7 separate regions of the Homo sapiens genome follow, and all the other regions are linked to region 4. The links are chromatin loops, found by intact Hi-C in ENCODE. Cell type or tissue: PC-3. All regions are shown on one strand. Region 1 overlaps ROR1 (receptor tyrosine kinase like orphan receptor 1). Region 2 overlaps ROR1 (receptor tyrosine kinase like orphan receptor 1). Region 3 overlaps ROR1 (receptor tyrosine kinase like orphan receptor 1). Region 4 overlaps ROR1 (receptor tyrosine kinase like orphan receptor 1). Region 5 overlaps UBE2U (ubiquitin conjugating enzyme E2 U). Region 6 overlaps LOC105378771 (a long non-coding RNA gene). Region 7 overlaps ROR1 (receptor tyrosine kinase like orphan receptor 1).

Region 1 (4,000 bases), 200 kb before region 4:
AGCTGTGACTATAAAGCCTGTGTTCCCACCAGCAAATGTCATGCAGTGTTGAACATACACATCCCAGGTGAGACATGCCCTCTGCCTGGACTGAACATACAAGACCCAGAGCAAGTTCCGCACCTTCGTGTCTGGATGTGGGGTCAGTACAGCTTCTGCACAATGAGCCACAGTGAATAAGGAAGTACAGAGAAGCAGGGTGAGGGCTGATGGGAGCACCAAGGCTTGGGAGCTGGGCTCTGTCTCAGATTTGGCCTCCAGCTAGCTGCTGCTTTGCAGGTGCAGGATTCAGTTTGGGTTGTTGGTGGTGGTGAGGAGGTATGTCAGGGAGAGCAATAAAGCAGTGATAAACATCCCTCATGGTAAATCCCCTATGGTGAACATAAGGGATTTGATGATAAGAACGAGGTCAAGATCCTGTAGGTGAACTCCACTGGTATGGACCTGGGTGGCCGGTATGGAGCAAGAGGCCTTGAGCTTCCCAGTAAGGGCCTGGCTCTGAGCTAGACCCCCCTGGTTTGAACCGAGCCATACCAGTCACCCTCTGTGTGACTTTGGACAAGAGACTTACACTCATTAAGGCTCAGTTTGCTCATCTGTTAGATGGGCATGATGCTGGTGACACCAACCTCATGGACTTGCTGTGTGGATCAAAATGGTATCAGACCCATACAATCTTCAGCATAGTACCTGGCTCCTGTAGTAAGCATATAACAAATATTAGGTGCTATCATTGACACAAAGGCCACATTTTACCCTCAACTTCATTTATTTCCTAAATGGATCCTGTGGGATGGTTTTGACAGATAAAACTGTTTACCAAATTCTTACCCCGTGACTTGGACTTGCAAGGACTGCAAGGCGGAATCTAATTTAACACTTATTTAAATTTAACAGAAAGAAAACATTTGGGTTGGCTTTGTCAGGGTTTCCTTTTTTTAAAAAAGTATATTTTACAATTTTGGCTTTTGAGATATCAGGGTCTTGAGGGACAGACAGCTTACGTCTAATGTCTGGGCCTGAGAAGATCCTGTAAGAGACAGGTCTGTGGGGTCAAATTGGCCTTTCAGACTGAGCCTGCCATAGATTTTCTGAGGATTTAGATGATGTGAAGGGGAGTTAACCCATCCCACATTGTAAATTATTTTTTCAAAGGAAGGATGAGGGAGCCAAGTAACAATTTATCATGCTTCTTTTACATTTTGACTCTGCAAGAATTTAGCAATCTGCCATCCATCTCCAGCTCTGTTTGATTTGGGAGAATTTTTTTTTTTTTTTTTTGGGTAGAGGGGAGAATGATTGTAAACCAAATGTTGAAAAGTAGCCTGTTGGTTTTTTGTTGCAGTGTAAAATATGGTTCAGTAATTCATTGCCCAACCTCCCTCCCCTGCCAACACCACCACCAAAGAAACAAAAACTAATGTCCCTGCTCCTGGACAGCAAGAGTTAATTTTCAGCCTTTGGTTAGGAAAACAGAATGGAGGGAGCTGTATGAACTTTATGCTTATAGCTTAGTTCTGCAAGCCCAGGAGATCATTGGTCAGCATCAGATGAGCTAAGATGCAGTTCTGCAACTGCTGAGGACCAGGTCCTGTTTACCAGCAGAGGGCACAGCCTGTGCCAAGGTACAGCTAATGGGAAGTCAGAGACAGAGTGAAATGGTCAGGTTAATTGTAGAGGGTGGCACAGATCAGGCCTAGGTGTGCTGAACTAAGTAAAATCAAATTTCTCTAACGGAAACCCCAAAAAGTTATTAAAACACAACCTCCCTCTAATCATTTACCACATGGTTTTTAAATTCTGTGGGTAGTTTACCAAGAAGGCCTCTTAGGATTATATATAATGTCCACATACTTGATTACTGAGAAAGGAAACCAAGACTATATTTAATCACAAACTGTACAGTGTCAGAAAAAGTCCTGCTACCCTGTCTTGTCACTGCCCTGAGTGGCAGTAATTTATAGCTTGAAACAGCAGCTGGAGCAGGAAGGAGCCTTTAAAGCAGTCACATTTGTTGGTTAACTTTGGTTAACCCAGAGGTCAAAAGCAGTTTCTGTCTAGCACATTAGATAACTTTTGAAACGTTTGACATATTGCAGGTAGCATTACAGGAACATCCACACTTGTGATAAAAGGAGTTATTTATGAGGTAGCTGTGGTTTCAAATGTAAAGGAGAAAAAAAAGTCCTTCAAATTATGAAAGCTTTGGTAAAAATCCCAAGTTGGATGTTGCTGGCATTTCTGAGAGGGTGAAAGGGAGATTAACCAGGAATAAAATGGGAAAGTCCATTTAAGTACACACTGGCATCCCAGTGGCATTACCTGCTGATTGAAAGACCGTTATGGAGAAAGGATTAATGCCTTCAGCCTTACCATTAGTTGTCTTTTATGTCATGAGTTGCTATGAAGAACTCTACTATTGGTGCTTTCCAGCTGACCTCTTATTGTCCAGAAATAAGTGAAGAAGATCTATTGGTTCCAAACACATTATCACGGAGCACTTGCAATCTATTCGTTTTCTGCCTTGGTTTATCAAAGCTAAGCAAGGGGTGCTCTAAAGTGAAAAGGTGGAGACCTTAGATTCAGCTGCTTTCTGAAGTCTCTCCTCTTCTCCCACAGAACAGTCATTGTGGTATTTCATAAAAAATGCATGCTTTGGGGGGAATAATGACTGTTTTCTAAAACACCCTTACCTTAAATGCTTGAAGGTTTTGCTGGAATGCTAACCTTCCAGCATTTAAGGAATATATGACTAAGTTAAGAATTATTTTTTAACGCATGTTATGGGAAAGTTGAAGTTAATTGGAGAGAAAGAAATTTAACTTGACACCATTATATTTCTTCTTCCTTCTTTCCTTCCTTGTCTACATTCAAGTCACACACCACACAATGTAGTGATCTGGGAACTGGCCTTGGAATAACACATCCTGCCGATGCCATTTTTAGCTAGAGATCTGGGGCAGGTGATGTTACCCTTCTGAGCACTTTCCTTAGCTCCTTGTAAAGTTGCTATCAGGAACAAATGAAGTTCTATGTATAAGAGTCCTCTGAACATTTGCAAAGTACTGAGCAAATGTACAGTGGTGAATATAAATTCCCTGAGGGCAGGGGCCGTCTCTGATTTAGGCCTCTTCATATTGCCATTACCAAACACAGGGCCATTTGTTGACTCAATGAGGCAATCAGCCAGTAGACAACTTTATCTCATCAATAGCCCAGTTTTTATTATGTGTCCAGTGTGTTTCCTGTCTGGAGCTTTGATAGTTTTTAGAGCTAGAAGCCAATGATATGGTTGAGAAACATATCAATTAGGAGATGTCTGATAATTGGCCAAGGAATTGGGCCAAGATGTTATTAATTTTCGGCTTCCTTCACTTGACTATAAGCTCCTCCAGGCCAGGGGTCATGTCTCATTCATCTTTCTATCTCTTAGTGACTGAGGTTTAGCACAATGCTTTGCACTTCTCAGTGAGCCGGCAGTGCTTCTGGATGGAATGTTCAGTGGCCCTGGGCCGTCCTTTTACTGCCATCCCAGACCCATTGCCACTCCCTGTTCTGAATTGAGATCTGAACTTCAGCAGGTTTGTGGACTTGCTCTTCTTCCACTCTAGGAATGCCCTTTCAGGTACCAACACTGCAAGATGGACCCTTCTACATTCTGCAGTGAGTTCATTGCATAATCTCTATTGCCCACTTTAGAGCGCAGACATCCTTCTAACTTCTGCAGATGTCATTGAAGTTGTTTTTTTTTTTAATTATATGGCTGAATCATTTATACATGTGTGGTGACCACATCTCATCTTCTAGTGCAAGCTGCTCTGGATAGCCATCTTGGGCATGGCTGGCTCAGAGAAGTGAGTGGTCCTAACGTTGAATAGAGAAAGGAAGGAGCCACATTGGCAGTACAGTTGTAAATCAGAGCCTGAAGGTGCAGGTGGTTTTGGGAAATGAGAGTTTTCTGAACCTAGAGGCAAGAAGAAATATGTCATAGAGGAAGTTA
Region 2 (4,000 bases), 130 kb before region 4:
CTTTTGGTCCATTAGTTAATCATTACCTCAGTCCTTTGCTGCTCCCATTTTATGGATGAGAAAATAGAAGTTAAATGATGTTCAGTAACTTTCTCATGATCACAAAATTAATAAGTGTCAGATAGTAGTGTTAAAATCTGGTGTGTATTTCCATTAAATAGTCTACTGTCTTCTAAATGGCACATACACATTTGCTATTACCATAATGCTTTTGGTGAAGAGAGGCTGCCAGGCTGGTGGTAAATATACCTGGAAATGTCTCATGCTTTTGCCAGTGGTGAGGCGAATAGGAATCCATCAGTGGAGATCCTACAGGGTCAAAACTTGTGGCCGTGTCTCTCTCTGAAGCCACTGGTGGCCATGGAATTGATGGAGTTCAGCTGAGATGTGCTTGATTTTTCTCACTTAAACTTCAGTTTTCCTTTCAGTGAAGAAAAAAAGCTTATTAAACATCACTTTGTGAGGGGAGATTATTAATATTCAACTTTCTACATAAAATAATCAGCCTTTATTTTAAAAAAATATGGCCTTGGAAGATATTATTTTTCAGGGAAGTTATTCATATTTTAAAATATTTTATCTGTTTTTATTATCATTTTATCTGAGAAGCTGAACACGTGGTTATCTAAAGGAATGGATCTTGAAGTTGAGAACAAAACTCCCCAGAATCAGCACAATCACTTAATGAGCTTGCGAATTGAAATTATCTTTGCTACAGCCCAAGAACTGAGTGGTAATTAGTGTCCAGGGACACGTGGGGAACAATTTCAGTGTTAGCAGTGCCAAGAATCTATTCATTTGTCATTGGTCCCAAATTATATTCAATCAGCAATTCAACTCAGCTTGGAAAAACCAAGTGACATATAGCTAACTGTCTATAAAATTAACACTGTAAAATGAAACTATATTTCTGGCTGTGAGCAGCAGTAAGATGAAGCTATGAAAATATTGCATGTAAATGCTGTCAAGGTTCATTTTAATCCCACCACTTTCCAACCTATGCTTCCTTCCCTGAAATGCCGCCTTGGCTGCCAACCTTCTATTCCCAAGCTCCCTGAAGTCTGGGTGTCGGGGTGTTTGATGAGCCTTTTCATAGGTGAACCGCAGCAGTCCATACTACTGAAAACAAGGGCTGTCATTATTGAAAGAGCCAAAGTGGGTGGCAGCAGCATGGGGCTCAGACTGGAGTTGGGGTTGGAGTCATATGTGGAGGGCCCTGAAATGTAGACAATTAGCTCTTCTGGGGAAAGCACCTGCACGAAATACCCGTTCCCCAAACAAGAGGTTGATAACAGAAGCACTGCTTTCCACTGTGGCTTTGTAGTAAGCATTTCTCCTACTTGGGTAAAATTTTCTTTTTGTTTTCATATTTTGGAATTAAGATCCCTGCCATACTGCCTATCTGACATCTGGTCCCCTTGAAAGAGTCTATGCTATTTTTGGCTCAGGACGTTGGAGGAAACCAGGGCCACTGTAGGTGGGGAGGGTATGTGTGGTTCATCTACTTCTTTCCCACCTGCTTCTAGGACTAGGAAAGAGGTAAGCCAAGGAGGTCTGCACAAACCAAACAATCCTTTTGTCTCTGCTGTGGCAGGGAGATAAACTAGAAGTATGCCTTTGCAAGGTCTCAGTGAGTCAACATCCTGTTCTTGTTCAAGCTTAGTCAGTGACGATGACATGTGGCCATTTGGCAGACAGTCACCATCAGTAAATATGGAAATACGAAAAATGTGCTTATCTCTGTGAAAAGGTGAGGCCAGAGGTAAGGTGAAAAAAAAAAGCCAGGTTTTACAGGCTTGAGTACTGGTCAGCATGGGCTGCCAGAAGGTGTGGAGTGCTAGAGTCAAAGAGACCTGGGTTTGAATTGCAATTCTTCCACTTAATAAAGTTCATCCTGCATTCTATCTCAGATCAATTTTTAGTGGCTACCTAGAGCACTGTGCTTAAAGGACTCTACGACAGATCCCAGGCTTAACAGGTAAACAGAGCCATAATTGATTAAAGATGCCTACACTGGATTGAAGTAGGAGGGATTGACAACTTGTATGCCTTATAGCTAATGACCCTGGGTCCTCTAAGGTCCTGTCCAGCCCTAATATTCTCTAGTAATGTTCTGAGTGTGTGTGTGTGTGTGTGTGTGTGTGTGTGTAGACATAGCCTGAGGGGAGGTTAGTATAACCCCATTACAATATATTAGTAGCGTGGATTAAATTTTCAAAAAACAAGAACAACAACCAAGATTATTTGTATATTACAGTCTATTATTAAAGAGTTTTAACAGCCCGTAAGTACTTCTAACAGTCCATAAGTACTTCATAGTGTATTATGTCCTTTAGATTATTGATTTGTATGTTTGCTTTGATTCATGATGGCTTTGAAAATTATATTTTAAGTTATTTACCACAAATGACTCTCTATATTCAAATACTTAGCTTTCATTTGTCTTGACCTAAAATTCCAATGTAGAGAAACGAATTTCTCTATTCACAGAAATGGTAACAATTCCAAACACGACCAGTGAAATTAGTTACAGGAGCAATGTTGTTCTTCCTTAGGAAGGCTATTAAATTTATTAGTCTAAGACTGGTCTTTCAACAAGAAAAGGAGTTTATGTTTGATTATGTGTGGTCATTTCTGCAGATTTGTTTTCTTGTTAATGTAGTATTTTAGGGGCGAGGTGTATTTTGCCCTTGTTCTTTTTTTTTTTTTTTTGCAATTTCCATTTTTATTTTAGATTCAGAGGGTACATGTACAGGCTTGTTGTGAGAGTATATTGCATGATCCTGAGGTTTGGGCTTCCATTGATCCCATCACCCAGATAGTGAACATACTACCCAATAGGTAGTTTTTCAACCCTTGCCCCACTCCCTCTATCCTTTTGTAATTCCAGTGTCTATTGCTCCTATCCATGGTACCTATGATTTTACTCCCACTTATAAGTGAGAACACATGATATTTGGTTTTCTGCTTCTCTGTTAATTCACTTAGGCTAATGGCCTCCATCTGCATCCATGTTGCTACAAAGGACATGATTTCATTATTTTTATGGCTACATAGTATTCCATGGTATATATGTACCACATTCTCTTTATCCAGTCCTCTGTTGATGGGCACCTAGGTTGATTCCATGTCTTCGCTATTATGAATAGTGCTGTGATGAACATATGATGCAGGTGTCTTTTTGGTAGAATAATTTATTTTCTTTGGGGTATATACCTTGTAATGTGATTGCTGGGTTGAATGGTAGGTCTATTTTTAGCTCTTTGAGAAATCTCCCAACTGTTTTCCACAGTGGTGGAACTAATTTACATTCCCCCAACAGTGTATTAGCATTCCGTTTTCTCTGCATCCTTGCCAGCATCTGTTATTTTTTGACTTTTTTTGTTTTTTTTGAGATGGAGTCTCGCTATGTCAGCCAGGCTGGATTTCAGTGGCACCATTTCAGCTCACTGCAACCTCCGCCTCCCAGGTTCAAGCGATTCTCCTGCCTCAGCCTCCTGAGTAGCTGGGATTACAGGTGCATGCCACCAGGCAGGGCTAATTTTTGTATTTTTAGTAGAGACGGGGTTTCATCATGTTGGTCAGGCTGGTCTCGAACTCCTGACCTTGTGATCCACCTGCCTCGGCCTCCCAAAGTGCTGGTATTACAGGTGTGAGCCACTGTGCCCAGCGTGACTTTTTAATGATAGCCATTCTGACTAGTATGAGATGGCATCTCATTGTGGTTTTGATTTGCATTTCTCTGGTGGTAAGTGATGTTGAGAGGGTTAATGTAATATTTTACATTTTAATTTTCAAGCCAGTGTTTTGAAGTAAAAATCTTCAAATCTGGCCAATAGATTGTTCATTTGGATGGCATCTAAAATGCAGGCGCCTCTACTGGCATCTAGAGCCACCATTCCAGTCTAATAAGCTATGGGATTGCCGTGGTCTCTCTCCAAAGGCAGGCCCTTTGGAAATCTCCTCTAATGCTTCTAACAGCCTATAAATTACTATATTT
Region 3 (4,000 bases), 94 kb before region 4:
TGGGAAAAGTTCTTAATGACAGTATGTTATAAAATGCAGATTGGCAGTAGGGACAGGAGAAGAGTGTCAATGGAACTGAGTTCCAGTCCAACCTGTGTACAGTCTAGCTATGCTAAGACCTCTATAAACCTTGGTATCTTCCTTAAAATGGGGCTGGAAAATCCTATGTATATATACAGGGTTCTGGTGATGACAAAATGCAATAATACATGTAAAATGCCTGATAGAATCAGTGCCTAATATATGTTTTTCCCTTCTTCTCCCACCTTTATTAATTATACCTGAGACATAAAACAATCTAAATGCTGGAGACCAGCCACTCTAATTTGGTAGAGATCTTTTCTTAAAAGGAAAAAGTAGTTTCCCTGAGCTTTTAAGAGTGCATTTACATACAATTTGTCTATTTGTAAAAAAGACCTATTCATTAAAATAAGCCTCTAAGTAGCAAAGTGCAAGTTTTCTTAAACTCCTTTGAGTGGCACCACATGCTAACTGGGCTTCCTAAGGAAAGAACTATAAAGGTGGCTGTCTTTCCCCATTAACCCTGATTTATAGGGGGTTTTGCTCTAAGTGCATATTTGCAGAACCATTCTTAATGTGTGTGTGTTCTCTCCCCAAAAAGGAGGCACATTATTGGCCATTTGTTGTCTTTGGTCCAGTGGATACTCTTTAAACCCACTCTTACTACTCTGTAGTCAATAGCCCAAGCTCAGCTTGATGCATTAGTCCTTGTGTTTTCAAGAAAATGTGTTCGGCCAGCACCCAGCCCAGCACAGCACTTCTTTTCTTTTCACTTTTAACCATCATATCCCCTGGTTTCCAGCAGGTTCATTCACCCAGAAAATGTTTATCTTCATTGTGCCACCTCGGTACTTAACCTGGGGCAGAGGTTTGGATACTGGGGAGTGCAAGAGGAAGGGTTGGGTTGGAGGTGCGGTTTCACTCTTTATCAGTTATGTGACCTTAGGCAACACACTTAATGTCTCAGCATTGGTTTCTTCTTGTAAACAAGGGATTGTAGTGGAGAATACTCCTGAGGATTTTTGAGGAATAAGTTAATTACAGGGTTTAACAGGAAGCCAGGCAAGAATCAGGGGTCAGGAAATGGTAGTGATAGTTACTGTAGCCAGGTGTTCTCTTATTCACTACACAGGAGAATCATTTGGAGAAGGGCTTTTAAAAATGCTCATGTCTGGATTCCATCCTCGAACAATTAAATTAGAATCTCTAAGGGTGGGACCCAGGTATCAGTATTTTTTTCTGGAATACTTTTGATATTCCAGAGATGGATTAAATCCTTTAACCCCCACAACATCCCTAATGGGTAGGTATCATTATTAGCCCATTTCACATTTGAGGAAACTGAGGCTTAGAGAGGTTAAATCACAGCAAGTAAAAGGTGATGCTCAGATATGAAGCCAAGCAGTCTAGCTCCAGAGCCCATGCTCTTGGTTGGTGTGACGCAGTCTATTATTATAAGCAGTGCCTCCAGTGAGATGTCCGGTGAGAACTAAGATCCAGCAGGTGGGGTCATCCGATGGTTTCGGTCCCTTCATACCTTCAGGTTACCCACCTCCTGCTTTTACCTTCAGCTCTGTGTGTTCAGGACTTCCCAGCAGCCCTGTATCAGATAATGAACTGTGGTTATTCAGAAGTCCCCCGCTATTTTCGGCTGATTTTATTAAACTCAGCTTGTGGCTTGAACTCAAGAATGTGCAAGCTGATTTAGATTATGCTTTGCATTGAGTTTATTAAGATAAAAAATATTTCCCGAGATAGTGAGTCAGAAGTATTTATGGTGAAGTGTGCTGAAAGTGAATGCAGGTTGATAGCGTGAACAGAATGTTCTCTCCAAGTCAAATGCGATGACCTAACTGTGTTTGGCAGCCTTCCTTTATGTTTAGCTAAGCATTTCATTTCATGTTGGGAACCTCCTCCCTCTTCTGAAAAGCATCAGTCATGTGGGAGGCTAGGATTTTGGCATGTGCCTCTTTTGATACCAAGACCCAGGCCCTAAACCTAATTGTGACTGGCTCCTCGGCTGACTGGCTGGGTTGCCATGGCAATGGACTGCTCAACTCTTTATATCTCAGTTTCTCTCACCTGTCAAAATGGGAATATAACACTTGGCCCCACCTTCCTCCCTGAGGAGAGATGGGGGCACTTTGAAAATTAAGTAATAAATGTTGGGAAGGATTTGTGGATTTGTGGATGTGACATCTTGTCAAGTGGGTAAATAATAAATGGGGTGTCTCCAAAGCTAATTTGCCTAAAATTCACTTGAGCCTTCCATTTACTTCATCAACCAGCGTTTATTAAATGCCTATGAAGTTCACAATAACACATGAAGTGCTGAGGGGAATACAAAAAATGTAAAAAGGAGGAAATAGAGTCTCAATTCCCAGAGAGGTCATAAAATAACTTTTTTCTTGCAGTTTGCTTTTTCTGGTTCATTAAGCCTCAGTACAGACCATGCCTGCACTGTATTTAAAAAGCTCATTCTCAATGATGACTTCCAGTTACGTCATAAGCAACTAGTGGTGATTTAGTTGTTTTCAGTACCAGTGGGTATTGTCACATGCTTGATGGACTCATAAAAAGGCAAGAATATTTTTTAGTTCAGGTTATGAGTGGTGCAAAGGACAATGAAAGACTACAGGTTGGATTGATTGGGAATCTGATTGCATCAGAACATAATATGGTCTCTGCTGTTCAAAGGCGTGGGTTTGGGTCCTGGCTCTGCCGCTTTCTGGCTGTGTGACTTTGGGAAATTCCTTAACTTCTCTGTGTCTCAGTTTCCTTATCTCTAAAATGTGGTCAGTTTTAGAGTCTACCTCATAGGATTGTTGTCAAGTTTAAATTAAAGTGTGTAAGATGCTCAGAATAGTGCCTGGCATTTTGTAAATGCTCAGAAAAATGTTAGCTATGATCATCACTTTCCATTGTTAATGGGAGAAGATGGTGGCACTAAAAGGATACTGGCATTTCATTTTCCTACATTGTAAAGGTAACAAATCCTTTTTAATTCAGAGTCCTAAACTTTTGCCCAGATCTGACACAATCGCTTGGGATTGCCCCAAAGCCCCAAACTGCTTGTTCGGAAATAGAAAACATGCCATCCAAGCCACTCTGCTCTCTGACTCATACCGTTCAGGGCCTGAGCTAACCCATTTTGTTCTGAAAGCCTTACACCAGTCTAGGACCCTGAGGGCTGGGAAAGGGCAGCTATGGAGTGTGATGGAAACAGCGCTGGGCTTGGTGTCCAAATCCTGGCTTTGCCTTTTATTAGCTGTGAACTCTGGGATAGGCTGTTAAGTCCTCTGAACTGCGGTTTACCCATCCTAATTGTGCAAAAGCAATGGTGGGTGAAACTGCTCAAACAAATTCAGACAATGGCACCAACGGTACCAAACTAGTGGTCACTGTACATTCCACTGCCATATACTTGTAGTTGAAAAGAAAAAAAAAGCCAATTGCACTTAAGAATATCTTCCATGGAGCAGTAAAAATTATTAATTGTATTAAATCTTGACCCTTGAATACATAGATTTTTAATATTTCATATGGCAGATGGGCAGTATACGTAAAGTACTCCTGCCAAGTACTATGACTGTCTCAAAGAAAAGCATTTGAGTTCTGAGCTGAACTAGCCACTTTTACTTTAAAGAATGACCGACAGAAAAATTATGGTTAGTTATTCTTGAATATTCTTTAAAATGAGGAAAATGAACCTGCCGCTTGAAGGAAACAGTAGTATTAATTGCCAATAATAAAATTTGAACTTTCCAGAAAAAGTTAGAATTTTGCGAAACTTTTAGCCACCATCACGAGCTTGACAACTTCTTCCCAATCATAACTGATGGCACTGGTGGTGATATTAATGCATTTGAATTTTCTATATTAGATAAGTAAGGGTGTCCACATTTTGAAAACGAACGTAACTCAGTAAACCAGTGTTCTCTAAACAGGCAATGCATGATGTTACAAAATCGTATGTAGG
Region 4 (4,000 bases):
TTTTTTGTGTTCTTTTTTAAAAAATCTGTCTCCCAGGAGACTGAACAGGATAGTAGGAATTCTGGGAATAGTCAAAAATTTAATACACCTGCAGTTCTAAGCCTTTGATAAGAAATGTGCAGCCAAGGAATTGCATTCCATTTTATTCTGAAAAAAAGTATTCAAAGAGTCTTTTTAAGAGTCTTGAACTGGAAAGGTGGTAAGAAGTTTAGCCTAAGCCTCACACATAAAATATGGGAACTCCCAGTAGGTTGGGGATTTATATCTGGGGGTAATTCCAGGGTTTTGTCCTCCCAAGAGATATAAATTGAAGCCTTGAGAGTTTAATGTGGGGGAGAAAGAAGTGTTCTCATAATGACACCTTAAAAATCCAGGGCTCTGCTAATGCCTAGGGATAGAAAAGCATCATCTGTAATAGCAGGGGGGTGGCATGGGGGTGTATTCTGGTCTCTGTACTTAGGTTTCCAAGATCCAAGTGTGGGTCATCAAGAACCTTCTTTCTCCCCATAGGTTTATGGTATTAGTTACCCAATAAAAGTTGGGTTAATTTTACAACCCAAGTAAAATTTAAGCCAAAAAGGCTTCAGCATTACTCTAGGATTTATGAAAGTAAACATGTGGAGTGCTTGCAGGATTGTGCAACAGTAAAATTTCAATGTCTTTATGTCAGGTATATGATATATTCATTTGTATGTGTATTTAAAGGTTAAGTTTTTAAGAGCTTTGCAACACAAACTATTTTCAGTACTAAACTGAAGATACTTCCCCCACTTTCACCTTTAAAATGATTCTTTTAATGAATGGGAGTAGAGAGAAGCAGAAAATTAGTGTCCTATCAGGTGATTTTTCCACTTGGTTTGCTCCTATACTTTGACTTTCTAGACTCCTACGCTAGACCTTCAAGCTGGGAAGTGAGCACCACAGCACTAACCGCAGTGCCTCTTACGATGTGGGAGCTTAGTAAATAACTGTCTTTTAAATAAATGTCCCTTTGGTCATTGTAAATACTTTAAGAATAGCCATATATTATCTCTACAATTTAAAAAAGCTTTTACATTATCTGATGGGATCATAATGACTTTCCCATGTAGGGCAGAGAAGTCAGTTACTGTGTCCAACTTGTAGATGAGAAAATTGTGGCTCAGAGGGCTCAGACAGCTTGCCTAAGGATGCCCAAATGTTAAACTCAGGAAGAGAATTTTGTTCTCCTGACTTTGCTCTGAGGGATTTTTACTTAGAAGAAACCAAAGGGGAAAAACGGTGTATTTTTTTTTTTTTTTTTGAGATGATATATTGAGGAGGAGCATCCAGGGTTGAAGTCAACTTATACACGTGGCAGGCAGACTTTGGTTTGGCTATGGTCTGCCTTTGAGAAACAGCTGGATGTTCTGCACTCGAGGGATCTTGTGCTCATCGTAGGCCCTCGTGGGAGATGGTAGCCTCTGCCCTTTCAGGTTGAGCCTGCCATCTTGGGTCTTCATCTCCAGCCTTAGATCTCCAGTCCTTTTACCTGGCACATGAATCATGTCATTTCTGGTGTCCCTCTGTCTTCAAGATGAAATCTATTACCCCTCCTTATAAAAAAAGTCTTATAATTTTGAGGCCGCAAAATTTTAATAAGACTATTTTTTTAAATTGTAGAGAAGCATGAAAGCAAACTTTCCATGGACATTTTCTCTAGATTTCCTTGGATTTAGTGACTCAATTCAAACTCTCCAGACTATGGTTTGCCCTGGTCCTCTTTGGGCAGGGTAGAGATAATGGAGGTTCAGCAGTGAAGAGTCACCTAACTGGGCTACCCTCGGGTTTCTTTCCAGCTGCACCCAGCTTCTCACCCCATGGATCCCCCTAATTGACGTGTCAGTTGGAGTGGATCTGTTCGCCCACGCCTTTGTAGCAAATGAAGCAGAAATAATCTGTGCTTAAAAAACAAAAAACTGTAGAACATGTGCCCAGATTTCCAACTCATTTCCTCTTTACTCCTATAACTACATCATCTTCCAGCCCACCACCAGCTGCGAAAATAAAAGCATTTTCTCCCATATTTAAGGATGATTTTGTGCTTCAGGATGACTTTCTGGGGGTGTAGGAAACTTGACCAATGTGACCAACAGATGTTTTAAGAACTGAGCAAAAGCCCAATTCCTTAGCCCAGTCTTTTGTATATTGTGCCCAACTGTGCCCCCTAGTGACTATTTAGGGTATCGCGCAGTCAGAGCTTGCTGTGCCCTGTATGTATGTGGTGCATCAGCTAATGTCTGTCTATGCTTTCTTTCAGAGATGAGTATGAAGAAGATGGATTCTGTCAGCCATACAGAGGGATTGCATGTGCAAGATTTATTGGCAACCGCACCGTCTATATGGAGTCTTTGCACATGCAAGGGGAAATAGAAAATCAGATCACAGGTAGGTAGCACCAATGAAATTATATTTGTCCCTTGAATAACTATTTTTCTCGCCAAAAGTTTTATTGAGCTCCTCTCTTGACAAAGGATTAAGCTCAGCATGGAGGTTGGGAGCAGGACCATAAAAAAGCATGAGACATGATCTCTGTGCTCTGGAATTTACATTAAAGTAATTTATTGAAGGTTGCTCTTAGAGGAAAAGGAAGCTTTGTGAAATCTCACATTCATTCAAACACTCAATAAATATTATTAAGTGCTTTCACCGTACCAGGAACTGAATCTGAATGGGAGAGGTGATGGTGTGTAAATAAGCCAGGTACGTCTCTGCCCTCACAGAGCTTACTGTTTAGAAGCAACATGATGTCGACTGAGAGGGGATGAATTTAGAGTTTAGAGTTCTGGACACTCATCCCAGAACTATTATGACAGTGAACTTTGGGGAAATCGCTTACTTTCCCAAAAAGTCCCCTTCTTCATCTGTGAAATGAGTGATGAAGCAAGATGACCATTGGTCTCTTCTTGCTCTAGCTTTCAATATTTCACTCTTCATTTTTCTTAATTGAAAGTATCCTTTTGATAGAAATCTAATAGCGAAGCACTTACTAGCACACATGAGTTAAAGTAGCATAGGCTGCCTCATAGGATTTTGCACGCATCGTTCTGGTGGTTACAGCAGCTTTGTCCCCTTCCATTAGTGTAGTTATGATGCCTCTGTGTCACGTATCCTTTGCAATCCATTCACATTGTCTTCATGACATTCTAATGAGGTTGCCATATCTAGCAAATAAAAATTCAGGATACCCAGTAACATTTGAATTTCAGATAAACAACGAATAATTTTTTAGTATAAGTATGTCATAAATATTTATCTGAAATTAAAATGTAACCGTTGTCTTTTTCTTTATCTGGCAACCCTAGGGTCTAGGAGAGGTAAGAACAAACCCAAGGCAGAAACATAGAACAGCAAAAGGCCCAGAAGCTATGTGGAAGCTATGTGCTATGAGGAATGTGAAGGAACTGAGAGGAGGCTGGGGGGAAGAGGGAGGAGGACTTTTTTTTTTTTTTTTTGAGATGGAGTCTCGCTCTGTCACCCAGGCTGGAATGCAGTGGCGCGATCTCGGCTCACTGCAAGCTCTGCTTCCTAGGTTCATGCCATTCTCCTGCATCAGCCTCCTGGAGGACTTTTTAACCAACCAAAAGAAGCAACTGTAGGAATAGGTAGTTGCCATTTTCTGAAGCCCTCATTTCAACAGGAAGAGAATTCTGAAATTTCAAAGAGCAGTAAGACTGACAGGGAGGAGCTGTTAAACACCCATTTCAACCTAATGTAAGAATGCCTTAATGTACTTTTAACTGAATATCCACAAAAGCAAGTAGACATTTTGGGCCAGGCACAGTGGCTCACTCCTGTAATCCCAGCACTTTGGGAAGCTGAGGTGGGCAGATCACTTGAGGCCAGGAGTTCGAGACCAGCCCGGCCTACATAGCAAAACCACATCTCTACTAAAAAACAATACAAATATCAGCTGGGTGTGGTGGCACATGCCTGTAGTCCCAGCTATGTGGGAGGCTGAGGCATGAGAATCCCTTGAAAC
Region 5 (4,000 bases), 110 kb after region 4:
CAGTTTTATTGCATGACACTTAGCATGAGTAACTCCATTTTGTTTGGTCTGTTAATGCCTAAGGTAGGTGCTCAGTCCAAAACAATGGTCTCCTATAAATTTTATTTAACATGATAAAGGATATATAATGTTTTTCATTATAATGAAAATAACTTCCAAGTCATAATCTATTTCAAACAATATCTAATATTATGATGTTCCAATAAAAGCAAGTAATTTGGAAAGTTTCTAAGGATTGTAATATGACTTGAATTATATAGTGCATGTTATTGCCACATATCAAGTTAATGAGAAGTGAATGATTTTTAACTTTTAACTATTAACTATTATTAAAGAATGTATGTATAGCTTCTTTTTTTAATATTCTAATTTCAGTGCTCAAAGTTCCAAATTTCATTGGACAGTATTACAAATGGAAGAAAATGGATCTACAGCATCAGAAAGAATGGAATTTAAAGTAAGAAATATGAAGTGCCTTGAATGTGTACATTAACTTGAATTGTCTATTATTCCACTTTCTACTATCCAACTTGGAAATAACAGAAGAAACCCTTGGAAATAACAACTTATACCCTTTTCTCAGTATAAGAACAAGAATAAAAGAAATGATCATTTCTTGCTTTCATATGAACCCAGGTAGGAAATATCTTTGCTACATATTTGCTGCCAAAGATGGAGATAGGACATGATCTGCAGTGAAGAAATCTCGTAATATCCTTCCCATTATTTCTCTTACTCTCATTTCCATCATCCTTATCAACATGTGACTTAGAAATAGCTTTTTTTTTAAAAAAAAGAAAAGCAAAAAACTATATATCATCAATTAGCTTTTCATCCTTTTTGTAGCTCCAAACATTGTTTCTTCTCCCACAGATTTCTCATTCAAGACCAAATATATTAAATCTAATGAAGAAGGATATAGTAAAATACAAACATAAATTATTATATCTTTAGAAATCATTGACTCTTAGACCACATTAAGGAAGGAACCTTAATCTCATCTTTGGTCTTTTGACCCCTGAAGGCAGTTTTTCTGCTTCATCATGTTACAACAAAGATGCCATTTCAGTTCTGTGGTATTGGCTGTGTTGTGCTAGTCATTTTTTCTGGTGTGCTCATTCCAAGGTACTCTGAGTGTGTGACCATAAAGGTAGGGGAATTAAAGATCCTATTTTTTGTGTTTATCTCATTTATCTCAATTTTTAGCTCTTCAGTTTACTGTTAACCAAGTGCCCTCTTTTCTAGATGGAAATACACGATGAATAAAGATAACGTGCTGTATTTTGAATTTCTGAAGCAACTGAGGAATTGAATATATTTTTTTAAATTGAGTATATTAAAATGTAATTCCCTATCCTTTAACATCATATAGTTCAGACTGAGTTTTTCAGTTGGATTTTCTTTCTTCTGTTGATTCTGTAACAACTTTCTTTCAAGCTAAAGTAGAGAAAAGCTTTTGCATTTGATATACTTTTCTGCTTTCAGGATAAATTACAGGAAGTAGAAAGTTTTTTATCCAGCAAAATTTGAAGGAGTATAAGCATGTTTTTTTCCTGAAGGCATGTTTTAAGTTTCTTTTAGAGTTGAAGAAACCTACTTAGAATATAAGGTTAATTTTTCTTTGACGTGACTTCCTTTTTTATTTCCTTTAACAGAACTGTTTTATTTGTTTGATCATCGATTCATTATGTAATGCCAACATCCTGCAGAACCCAAAAATTTAGAAAAAGTAGAACCGTGTCATTTTCAATTTATCCATCCACTTCTACATATGGCTAAAATAATTGTGAGCTGTTTGAGTGCTGGAACATTTTTCCAAATACATTATTTCAAAGTTACAGGTCAAATTATCATGTGCATAGTGACCCTGTCAGAATAAAACCCTCACACCTTATGCCATCTGGTGGTTGATGAGAATATATTTAGATCAAGTGATATTTGCTGCTTCAAAACGCTGGTGTTGATTAGTCAAAAACTCCACTATTTAAATGCAGTTTTAAAAAGATATTATATTTATCTGCATTTTATTGTGGCATAAATATTGACTATGCAAATGTTAGAGGTATAGTAAAATCTAAAAAATCTAAAGAATGGCAAAATTCAACTTCTCTTCAAATAATTATCAAAAGTCTTGTGTTCATCAAAATACATGGGGTATGATAAAGAGGACAATTCATAGAGAATCAAGTAGAAAATGTTTGGGGATCTATGCACATGAGTAATTGGTCTATATTGTGCATGCCATATTAAGCATCTCTCAGTTTTTAATATTCGAAAATGCTTTCCTTACGCTGAAATTTCCTGTTTCAAAAAAACAGGAAATGTAAATTGAGAACCCTGTATTTGCATAGCATTGAAGAAAAAGAGAAACCTGTCTCTCCTGCTACTTCCTTCCCTCCCCTCATCAATCAATACCTTATTCTTAAGCCACACTGAATTCTTTTTTCTCACTATTATTTGGGGACCTAAGACCTCCTTACCACGTTGTACCTTCTGCCTCGGATCAGCAAGGTCTTTGCTGCTGGTGTAGAGCTAGGATTTTGTCAGTTAAAAAGTGGAATGTGGAGCTCTTAAGCGCAGGGGCACTGGAGCCAGACTGTCTGGATTTGAATTCTGGCTCTGCCAATTACCAGCTCTGTGACCTTGAGCAAGGTCACTGATTTTTTTTGTGCCTCAGATTTATCTGTTAAGTGGCAGTAATAAGTGTACCTACCTCCCAGGGAAGGTGTGAGGATTAAATAAATTAATATATGTAAAATGCTTCAAACAGTATCTGGTGCATGGCAAGCACTCATAAAGTTCGCTATTATTCATGCTTTTAAAACTTTACTGTGGCCCTCATTCAATTTGCAGATGAAAAATCTTTCTTTGGAAGCAGCATAGGGGAAGAGCATGAGCTTCAGAGTCAAACAGATGTTGGAGAAATTCTTAACCACTCTGAACTTGTTTTTTTATCTGTTAAATGGAGATAACCTTACCTATCTTGCAAAGTTGTTTTGCATTTGACGCTTATTATTTTATATATATGATTTCATTCGAGATATAAATAAAAATTATATAAAAATGTGTATATTATATATCTGTTACATATATAAAATAAAAATTAATATAGCATCACACATAGGCATTCAATAAATTTTAGTTCCTGGGGAGAGGAGGAGATGAAAGTTCATGCCACCCTACTTTTCAGAGAATAAAAACAATCTGTTGGAAACATGTAAAATTTGTCTTTTCTCAGGTTAGAAAACAACACCTATCATAACTACATTTATTGTAGTTCCTATATGCCTCTGGTTCCTTTTCCTTCTCTACTCCACCTCCATCATTTCTTCTGCCTGGTGAAGTGCTTCACAAAGATGTTGTGAAGAGCTGGCCCAAATGTCTTTTTGTAGAGACAGTCACTGACAAGCTCAGGCATTCACAGTTACCCCATCCTCTCTCTCCATATTCTCTGTTCCCATGTCTTTCAGCATGTGTGATGTGGAAATTCATCTGTTCATGAAGAGGGACCAGGGCAGGGATGTTTGTGTCCCTTTGCATTCTCTGTACCTAGCATGGTGCCTGGCAAATAGTAGGCACTCAATTAATGTTAGTTGAAAAACGCATCCTCACCCTGTTTTCTCAATTAGTATTAGGATTAAATGTGAAGAAAGTTCATTTTAGAAAAATAAAATTGAGTTGCAAACTTTTAAGGTTCATTCTAATGTAAAGATTTAGGATTCTATTTTGGGAGTTCTAAGGTGTAGTTGGAAACAGTGATTGAAAACTGGAAATGTAAATGGCTTTCATGAATATTTTATGCAAAATCTCTAATTTGGCAAGTCTTTGTTACTATTAATAGAAACATTGTCATTATAAGCAGCTCATAAATATTCATTAATCAATTATTTGGTTTGGTGTTCCTTTCTAAAGCCTTTTTTCTTTCCTATTGGCTTGAGTGTCTTTTGTATTCATGAAAGTGCTTTCTTTCCGTTAAAGGATACGAATCTGTAATCTAATC
Region 6 (4,000 bases), 460 kb before region 4:
ATAGCTGAGGTTCATTGTCTCGTGCCAAGACAATTAAGGACACGGACACACGCAAGGAGTGAGTTTAGGAGTGGAGGTTTAATAGGCAAGAGAAAGGAGAACAGCTCTCTGGCTTGTGAGAGAGATGGGGCCCAAATGGGAATTCCGGCCTGTGGCAGAGTGCACCAGATTTTATAGACCGGCTTGAGGAGGTGGTATCTGATTTATGTAAGGCTCACAGATTAGTTGGTCCAGGCGTGACGTTTACATAGCAAGGGGGAAGGCTGGCCACCCCATCCTCATCTTATTATGCAAATGGCCTTTCCACTTGGCCGGCGCCATGTTGTCTGCTTCTTACTGTAAACATGGCTGGCAAAAAGGGAACATGAAGGCTACAGTTTGAACATGCCTAGTCCCAGGTAGCCTTTTCCCATTGGCACAACTGCCGGTATTCACCCTTGCAGTCTTCCAGCTTGCTTATCTATGTCTGCAGCTCAATTTTACAAGCTGCTCTTTGTTAGAAAAGAAAATGATTTGGGGGCTGCTTTTCGTTAAAAGGAAAACCTTGCCGAGAACTTCCTTACCCTCACTATCTGCCTAAATAATTTCTTCTTAACTCCTATATCACTGGGATTACAGGTGTGAGCCACTGTGCCCCGCCACGAAAACCCTGGGCTCTTGGATTCAGCCATATCTGGAACTTCAACTACAGGAACCAGCACATTGCCTTTTTACTTAAATGAGTTCCATGTAACAAAAAGAGACTTGACCAGTGTGGAGCCACATCCTTCACTTGACGCTCGAAGTCAAGGCCCTGTGTGATCTCCTCACCTCACACTACTGTTTTCCTCCTCCCAGGGATCCATCAATGGAGAACTTCTTTTAGTTTTGTTTTGTTTTTTTTTTTTAGATGGAGTCTCACTCTGTCACCCAGGCTGGAGTGCAGTGGCGTGATCTCAGCTCACTGCAACCTCTGCCTCCCGGGTTCAAGCAATTCTCTGCCTCAGCCTCCCAAGTAGCTGGGATTACAGGTGCCCGCCATCATGTCCAGATAATTTTTGTATTTTTAGTAGAGACAGGGTTTCACCATCTTGGCCAGGCTGGTCTTGAACTTCTGACCTCGTGATCCACCCGCCTCGGCCTCCCAAAGTGCTGGGATTACAGGCGTGAGCCACCGTGCCCGGCGTTCTTTTAGTTCTTCAAGCAGGCCAGGCTCCTTCTTATCTCATGGCCTCCTCACATGTTGTTCTTAGCTAATTCCTATACATCCTTCAGCTGTCTGCATGTAGGTCATGTCTTTAGAAAAGGCTTCCCTGACTGCCTGACTAGGCCAGGGTCCCCCTACAATCCTCCTCTCCAATATAAACTCCTGCAGCACCAATGCTTTTCCTTCTCAGCACTCATTGCAGTAGTAACGAATACATTCTTTGTTCACGAGATAATTCCTTATTTACAGTCCATCTTCACCACTGGACTATACGCTTCATGAAGTTAAGGACCATTTGTCTTTTTAAAATTTTTATTTCTTTTGAGACAGTCTCATTCTGTTGTTCAGGCTGGAGTTCAGTGGTACAATCATGACTCACTGCAACCTCCACCTCCTGGGCTCAAGCAATCCTCCTGCCTCAGCCTCCTGAGTAGCTGGGACTGCAGGTGTGCACTACCACATCTGGCTAGTTTTATTTTTTGTAGAGATAGGGTCTCACTATGTTTCTCAGGCTGGTCTTGAACTCCTGGGCTCAAGTGATCCTCCTGCCTCAGTCTCCCAAAGTGCTGGGATTAGCAGCATGAGAGACCACGCCTGGCCACGACCATTTATGTTGATCATCCTTATGTACTCAGTGCCTAGCACAGTGCTTGGCACAAAATAGGTGCTCAGTAAACATTTGTCAAATGAAAAAAAAATGAACGATTGAATGTTTGACTTGGAAACCCATGCCTTCGATCTCCACAGGCTTTGTAATCTAATACACAAACACAGGCAATCCTGATTCATAACGTGACCACAGAAGGTTCCCTGGGGTGGTAGAGAGCCTCATGCATGATTTAGTCAGGTATTTTGAGCTGGGATTCTGTCTGACCAGGCCAGAGTGGACCTTGCTCCCAGGAGATGGCAGTGTTGTGCAGTCTCTGACTCATCAAGGCTCCCACACTGACTTCCCTGAGACCCTGGAAGCTATCGAGCTGGACCTTGACCTCTCAAGCCGTGGACGCCAAGTCCCAGGGCCAGGTTTTTAAAGGAGCTGTGTGTTCAAAGCAGCTGAGAAGCAGAGCCTTTGTTCCAGAGACTGGCAGTCCCCCAATCCAAGATAAACAACCCTCCTCCCCAACTCGAATGATGGATCTGGTTTGGTGTTCTGTTCAAGAACTCTCTTTCCAAGAGTGGCTCAAAGGCTCCTTTGCAGCTTTTAAATTTTACAATCTCTTAGGAGAGAAGACCCAGGCCACAGAGTTGCTACCTCCTGGTGCTTTGGAAGATTCTCCCTATTCATACTTTCTCTCAAATCCCACAGCTGCTACTTGCTGTGAGTGCAGACTAGCACAACCACCAACACGGACCCACAGGTAGACCATCCTGTTCAGATCCTGGCTCTGTCACTTACCGTGTGACTTAGGACAAAGCCCTTACCTTTTCTCAATAAAAAGAATAGTAATACCTATTTCTCAGGCTTGTGCTGAATGATTAATCAAACAGTGCCTGGCACTGTGCACCTGGCACTGTGCCTGGAGCATAGTGGGTGCTTAGTAAACATCGGTTCCCTTCCCTCTCCCCCTCCCACACTGCGCTGCTGAAGGAGCTGGGGGAGGGAATGTGAGAAAGCCTCCGCAGCAGGATTTCACTAGCAAATGTCTAAAAACAACAACCTTCTTCTCTTCCCTGGAGCACCTTCCTATCCCCAGTGTGACTGTAAAGCCAGATTAAAAAGCGCCCATGGTCATTGGAACTCGCCCCAGTCAAATAATCCACGTTACCAGTCCGGTCCATGTCAGCCCGGCTCCTGCTGCTCCCCACTGTGGGGAGCCAGGTGCTCCTGGGAATCCTGAGGTTCACCCTGGCCCAGGGGCCTTGGCTCCCTTTCAGTTCGTTGCTTTCTTTTGTGGTGGAGCATCTGGGCTGTAGCACTGGAAGCGTTTTGGCCCTGCTGCTGGGCCCTTATCTCTGTGCTGTGTGAGCCCCATTCCTGCCACGTCGGAACCCATTAGGGACCACTCTGCTGAAGCTTTTGAAGGAGTAATCAGTTTGTAGAGGGAAGGGGCTGTGCCAAGCCAGGCCAGATGGAGTAAGTAATGAAGGCCCCAGATTAATCTCGCCTGTCTCTTTTTTCCAATATGAAGGCTCAACCCAAGAGCTTGGCAGTCTCAAGACAAATTATACTTGTCAGCTTCAAAGCATAAGTTCCCTTCCAAGCCAGAATGCACTTTCTCTCTTTCTCTCCCCATCCCCTTCTCCCTCTCTCCTGAAATACAAAACGGGAGTAAAAAATGGGGTGCATATGAGATGTTGTGACATTTTTGCATCATCGTAATAATTAGAGCCTCCACCGGGCATTTCCTATGTATTAGGCAACACACTGAGTCCTCTACATGCATTCAGCTTATTTATTTCTCACCATAATTCTACAAGATATATACTAGTATCCCCATTTTATGGATTAGGAAATCAATGTTCAGAGAAGATGATTGATTCAAGGTCACATAGTAAGTTGTGAAGCAAGGATTCAAACCTAGGTTTGTGTTACTCCAACCGCTATGGTATACACACCCTGTAGTTTTCGGAGCTGTTAATCTCTCTAACTTAAGTCTTCGCCTGGAGGAAGAGTCCAGCTCTGAAGCCAAGAACACAGTATCCTGCTTTTTCCCATTGTTAAACATTTTCCCTGCAGTCTTGGGGTGAGAGCAAGGCATAAGGGTTGGGTTCTCAGAAAAACATTTCCGGAGGTTACTTTTAAAAAATCCTAGTCTTTGAGATACAGATACATGGGAACAAAGATCCTGTGGTTAAATAAATTTGGGAACCACT
Region 7 (4,000 bases), 220 kb before region 4:
AAGGTAGAGTTTTCCTATGAGCAGTGTTCATTGAATTGGCTTTTTTTTTTTTTTTTTGCACTAGATAACTATATTAATTTATTAGATAATCTTTTTATTGTTTCAGCAAGATAGAGGAAACTTACACAGAGACAGCAGAGCATAATGGGTAAGCATCTGGGTTCTTTTGGAAGACGAGATATTGGTTTCCATTGGCCTTGCTACTTCCTGTCTTTCTGACCTTGAGTAAATTACTCTTCCAGAGCCTGTTTCTTTGTTCAATTGGGGATCATAATAGTGCCGCCGTCATCATGCTGTCATGATTAATGCACCTAAAGCATTTAGCACAGCTGTCAGCACTTATTGAGTATTGACTAATTATTAGCGATGCACAGTGATCTATAACTTAAAGCTTCGTCTCAGAATATGCCTTCTTATGATCTGATAGTAATAGGAATCAGCAGAAAATAAGGTGGTTCAACTATCCGGGAAAACTACCAAATATCCGCTTAGCAGAGGCAAAATAAATGTAGCTTAAATGCAGCTGAAAATGCTGAAAGCTGCTTTTGTTTCTCATGTTATAGAAATGCAGTTATTTTTATTAAAAGTGATGGGAAATCCATCTGTAATCTCCTGTCTTTCTTTTATCTGTTTGTAAAAATAGCTCAGTAAACCCATAAATGCCAAGACCCTGTTCAGTGTGAGAAACATTGTTGGGCAGGATGGGAAAGTTCAAAGAAATATCAGATGCAATCCCTGCTTTGGTGGAATATTTGGTGTAACTTGGAAAATTAAATGGAAAAAAAATTAAACAACAAAACAGCACCCAGCTGCCAAATAAGTGAGGAAGGAAAGACCTCAGGCTGAAGCACTGGTGATGGGAGGAGGGATTTATTTGAGCTGGTTTTTCAAAGGATGGGTAAGGAAAGAATAGCAGGAAGGCGTCTCATAGGTATGGTTTAATGGTAAGAGCAAAGTCAGTGTAGTGGCAAAGAACAAGGCAAGAGGGTGGAGTGGTTAGCAAGTGAAGGCTCATTAATGCTTAAGGCTACCTTTGAAACAGAAGTGTCTGTCTGACCGGATTCAGGAGGCCTGTCCATCACGCCATTCTCCACCACCATGATTCATTACTCCAGAGTCTCTTATCTTCAAATCAAAAGCAAGACGAGAGGCAGATACAGATATGAGGAAGTGCTTTGCTTTTCGCTACTCTGCCAAACATAGTTTACATACCAACACTGATAATCTGTCAGCCCACCTCTCCTGGACACTTAATCATTTCCCTGGAATCCACTGGAATAATTTTTTTATGCATTACAAAGTATGCTTCAGAGTGTCTATTTCTTAAGATAAGTTTGCATTCCTTTAACCAAGTGGCATTCCCACAAAGCCCCAAGGTGGCCCGTGTTACACATTCCTTCTTACAGCCAAAGTGGTCAGTTAGGAAGGCAGCTACCTTCATGGCCTGTTAGTAAGAATGTTGGACACTTGTTGGGCATTTACTCTGTGGGAGACACTGTTCTCAGTGCTTTACATGTCCAAATTCATTTAACTCTCCAGAAGAGGGAGCAGTAGGAGAGAAGGGTGATGAACAGACCCTACAAACGGACTAAATTATTAAATAATGAATCAGCAATTAGTTCTAAAAATGTTTATGTAGTGCTTACTGTGTGCCAGACACCATGATTAAAGGACAATCGAAGTAACTCGGTAATCACCTCTGAACTGCCAGTATGGGTGTTTTATCACCTTCCATGTTCTGTGTTGACGGTTTATTGAACACATTTTGAGTTCTTCAGGGCAGTGCTTATTAAATTCAGCGTGCGTTTGGATCGCCTGGGAATCATGGTAAAATGCAGATTCCGATTTGAAAGTGCTGTGGTGGAGCCTGCGAGTTTGCATTTCTAACAAGCTCATGGGGGTGGCGACGCTGCACATCCAGGTGACCTCTTGAAGTAGCAAGATCTTAGAGAACCAAGTAAATGGCAGAGGAAATACAAGCAGGATAAGACAGGAACATATTGTCACTTTCACACCAGAAGAGGCAGTAGGCCTGGATTTGGCCCCAGGCCCCAGTTTAACATGATCATTATGGTTGTTGTCGCTACCATGTGCACCAAAGGAATCTAAGAGCTTGGAACCTTAAGGCCCAATGGCACGGTTTACAATGCTAACACACCTTAAAGTTAAAGGAAGAATGTACGCTATCCTAGGAACATGACTGATAAGGTGCGGCAGAGAGAGTGGGGTGGGGCGGGTGGGGTGGGAGGCTAGAAGTCAGGAAACCTGTGTTCTCATCAGGGCTCATTTACAGACTTGCTATGTGACCTAGTTTAATCACTGAGCCTTTCAGTGTCCCGATATCCTCATCTACAAAGCAGACTGGTAAACATCTGCTCTGCCCACCCAGGACTGCAGAAGTGAGACAGGATGCACAAAAGCTCTTGGGAAAACCAAAGAAACACTGCAAATGTGCATTTTTATAATTAAAAAATATAGAGTCTGTCTTCAGCAGTAGGCAGGAAAGAGGGGGTATCTCAGGAGCTCCCACTTTGGTTTATGTCTCTCTGAGGGCTTGTTATGCTTCTCAGCCTATTCTGTATTCAGGAGATGCATAGAGCTTCTGGCTTCATGCTGTTTCAGAGCAGCCCACTTCAGCCTTTTCTTTACCAATAGAAACCCCTAGACTATCACAGCTTGTCCTTCTTGCACTGAACCCATTAAGAATAAAGAAAGTCTCTGGGCTGGGGAGTGGAAGTGAGGGACATAACATTTACTGAGTATTTTATGTGAGTTATTTTACTTAATCTTCACAACACTCCTAGGAGGAAGGTAGTCTGAATTATGAAATTGTTCCAATTTCATAGATGAGGCACCTAAAGCTCAGACAGGCTCACTTGCCTGGGGTTTGGTTTTGTTTCTCTTTGTAAAAGGTAAGTCTTTTCAATTTAGTAGGTCAAAACACGTGATTCTCTCCTTTTCATAAGACTATAAAGTTAGCAACCTCTGGTATCTGGTTAACAGTTCACTTTGTGCAGGTTATTCCAGAGGTAGATAGCATGAGTTTATGTCGAAGCCCAGGATTTTGTGCCAAACATCCGTCTCTTTGCAACAGAATTGGAGAATTGTTCCAGAATTCTTTGAATTCTTAATTTGCAGAATTTCATAAAGAGTTCTACAGCTCACTTTTCCTAGGAATAGAGGAGAGCGGCAACTGAAGACAGCAGGCTTTTTCTTTTTAGTATTGATGATGATGATGATGAGCTTTAACACAGCTTATCCAGGTAATCCTCATGTAGTGCTGTGATGTTGATGGTTTTGTTACCCATATTTTAGAGAAGAGGAAACTAGAGACTTAGAGGGTTAAGAGACTTATACACAGCCTAACTATTCCAAGTGTTTAGGACTAAGTGGACTTTAGTCTTGGTTTTTCCAGCTCCAACTCTGAGGGTTGTTTCCATATTCCCCTGTATTACATGGATTAACCAGTGTTAGTGACCATCCGGCTAAGAAATTAGCAGTGGCTCTCAGTGGAAAAGAGCTACTTGATTCTAATGATAGTAATAATGAAAACAACTGCCAGCTTCCTGTGCTGTTGGTAGGGCCTCCTGGGTTGGCCCTGTCACATCCCATCATGTCACGGGGCATGTGAGATCACGGGGCTGAAATAACCCTGGGCGACTGATGTAAAACAGATTGCGTGTGACACCTGCCCTTGGGCTTCCCAGCGTGGCACTTCAGCCCCTCTTGGCTCAGAAAGCATTTAATATACCCACAGAGTGCTGGGTTCCCCCCCAAAACTTTCTGCAAACTTCCTTGTAACTCTGGAACAGGATCCCAGGCCATGTGGAATCTTGAAAAGGTGATTGACACTGGAGACGCAAGGTCCTGTTGGTTTGGGCTGGTTACTCAATGTCTTTGAGTCTCAGTTTTTCACCTGCAAGTGGGAATAAGGATAGTACTCCGTTCTCTGAGTTGTGAGGGTTAATTGAGCCAGTGGTGCCAGATCACAGTAGGTACC

The links. Hi-C counts contacts between places; a loop is a spot of excess contacts. Peaks named below come from ENCODE experiments on the same cell type or tissue, not always from the same donor. Only the 100,000 strongest peaks of a DNase experiment are listed, where the experiment ranks them.
Region 1: a loop joins it to region 4, with 14 times the contacts of the local background. A loop is called at or near these places in 51 of 110 quality-filtered maps.
Region 2: a loop joins it to region 4, with 4 times the contacts of the local background. A loop is called at or near these places in 2 of 110 quality-filtered maps.
Region 3: it touches region 4 in a loop (2.8-fold over the local background); 20 of 110 quality-filtered maps call a loop at or near these places.
Region 5: it touches region 4 in a loop (6-fold over the local background); 26 of 110 quality-filtered maps call a loop at or near these places.
Region 6: it touches region 4 in a loop (11-fold over the local background); 33 of 110 quality-filtered maps call a loop at or near these places.
Region 7: it touches region 4 in a loop (4-fold over the local background); 52 of 110 quality-filtered maps call a loop at or near these places.

Annotation. Positions count from the first base shown.
Region 1 is chr1:63,933,761-63,937,760 of GRCh38, forward strand. All of the region lies in intron 1 of ROR1 (receptor tyrosine kinase like orphan receptor 1), which reads left to right. Among named protein-coding and RNA genes, the nearest start is that of ROR1, 160 kb to the left of the region's middle. In PC-3, CTCF peaks have their summits at 1,609 (motif pointing right) and 1,808; no DNase peak of the experiment used is centred here.
Region 2 is chr1:64,005,261-64,009,260 of GRCh38, forward strand. The region is part of intron 1 of ROR1 (receptor tyrosine kinase like orphan receptor 1); the gene reads left to right. Among named protein-coding and RNA genes, the nearest start is that of ROR1-AS1, 100 kb to the right of the region's middle. RefSeq lists an enhancer at 1,457-1,751. In PC-3, no CTCF peak of the experiment used is centred here; a DNase peak (open chromatin) is centred at 1,661; H3K4me3 peaks cover 384 bases; H3K27ac peaks cover 2,317 bases.
Region 3 is chr1:64,041,025-64,045,024 of GRCh38, forward strand. The region is part of intron 2 of ROR1 (receptor tyrosine kinase like orphan receptor 1); the gene reads left to right. Among named protein-coding and RNA genes, the nearest start is that of ROR1-AS1, 69 kb to the right of the region's middle. In PC-3, a CTCF peak has its summit at 1,599; DNase peaks (open chromatin) are centred at 1,857 and 3,117; H3K4me3 peaks cover 635 bases; H3K27ac peaks cover 3,251 bases.
Region 4 is chr1:64,135,091-64,139,090 of GRCh38, forward strand. ROR1 (receptor tyrosine kinase like orphan receptor 1) reads left to right here. Exons shown (of 9, transcript NM_005012.4): 5 at 2,279-2,406. Among named protein-coding and RNA genes, the nearest start is that of ROR1-AS1, 25 kb to the left of the region's middle. In PC-3, CTCF peaks have their summits at 2,179 (motif pointing left) and 2,380; a DNase peak (open chromatin) is centred at 2,181; H3K27ac peaks cover 1,406 bases.
Region 5 is chr1:64,241,277-64,245,276 of GRCh38, forward strand. It overlaps UBE2U (ubiquitin conjugating enzyme E2 U), which reads left to right. Exons shown (of 10, transcript NM_001366232.2): 8 at 376-457. Among named protein-coding and RNA genes, the nearest start is that of UBE2U, 40 kb to the left of the region's middle. In PC-3, CTCF peaks have their summits at 1,896 (motif pointing left) and 2,095; a DNase peak (open chromatin) is centred at 1,895.
Region 6 is chr1:63,672,502-63,676,501 of GRCh38, forward strand. All of the region lies in intron 1 of LOC105378771 (a long non-coding RNA gene), which reads left to right. Among named protein-coding and RNA genes, the nearest start is that of PGM1, 81 kb to the left of the region's middle. RefSeq lists an enhancer at 2,465-2,966. In PC-3, a CTCF peak has its summit at 2,091 (motif pointing right); a DNase peak (open chromatin) is centred at 2,030; H3K27ac peaks cover 1,307 bases.
Region 7 is chr1:63,919,449-63,923,448 of GRCh38, forward strand. All of the region lies in intron 1 of ROR1 (receptor tyrosine kinase like orphan receptor 1), which reads left to right. Among named protein-coding and RNA genes, the nearest start is that of ROR1, 150 kb to the left of the region's middle. In PC-3, CTCF peaks have their summits at 1,528 (motif pointing right) and 1,736; a DNase peak (open chromatin) is centred at 1,233; H3K4me3 peaks cover 932 bases; H3K27ac peaks cover 1,695 bases.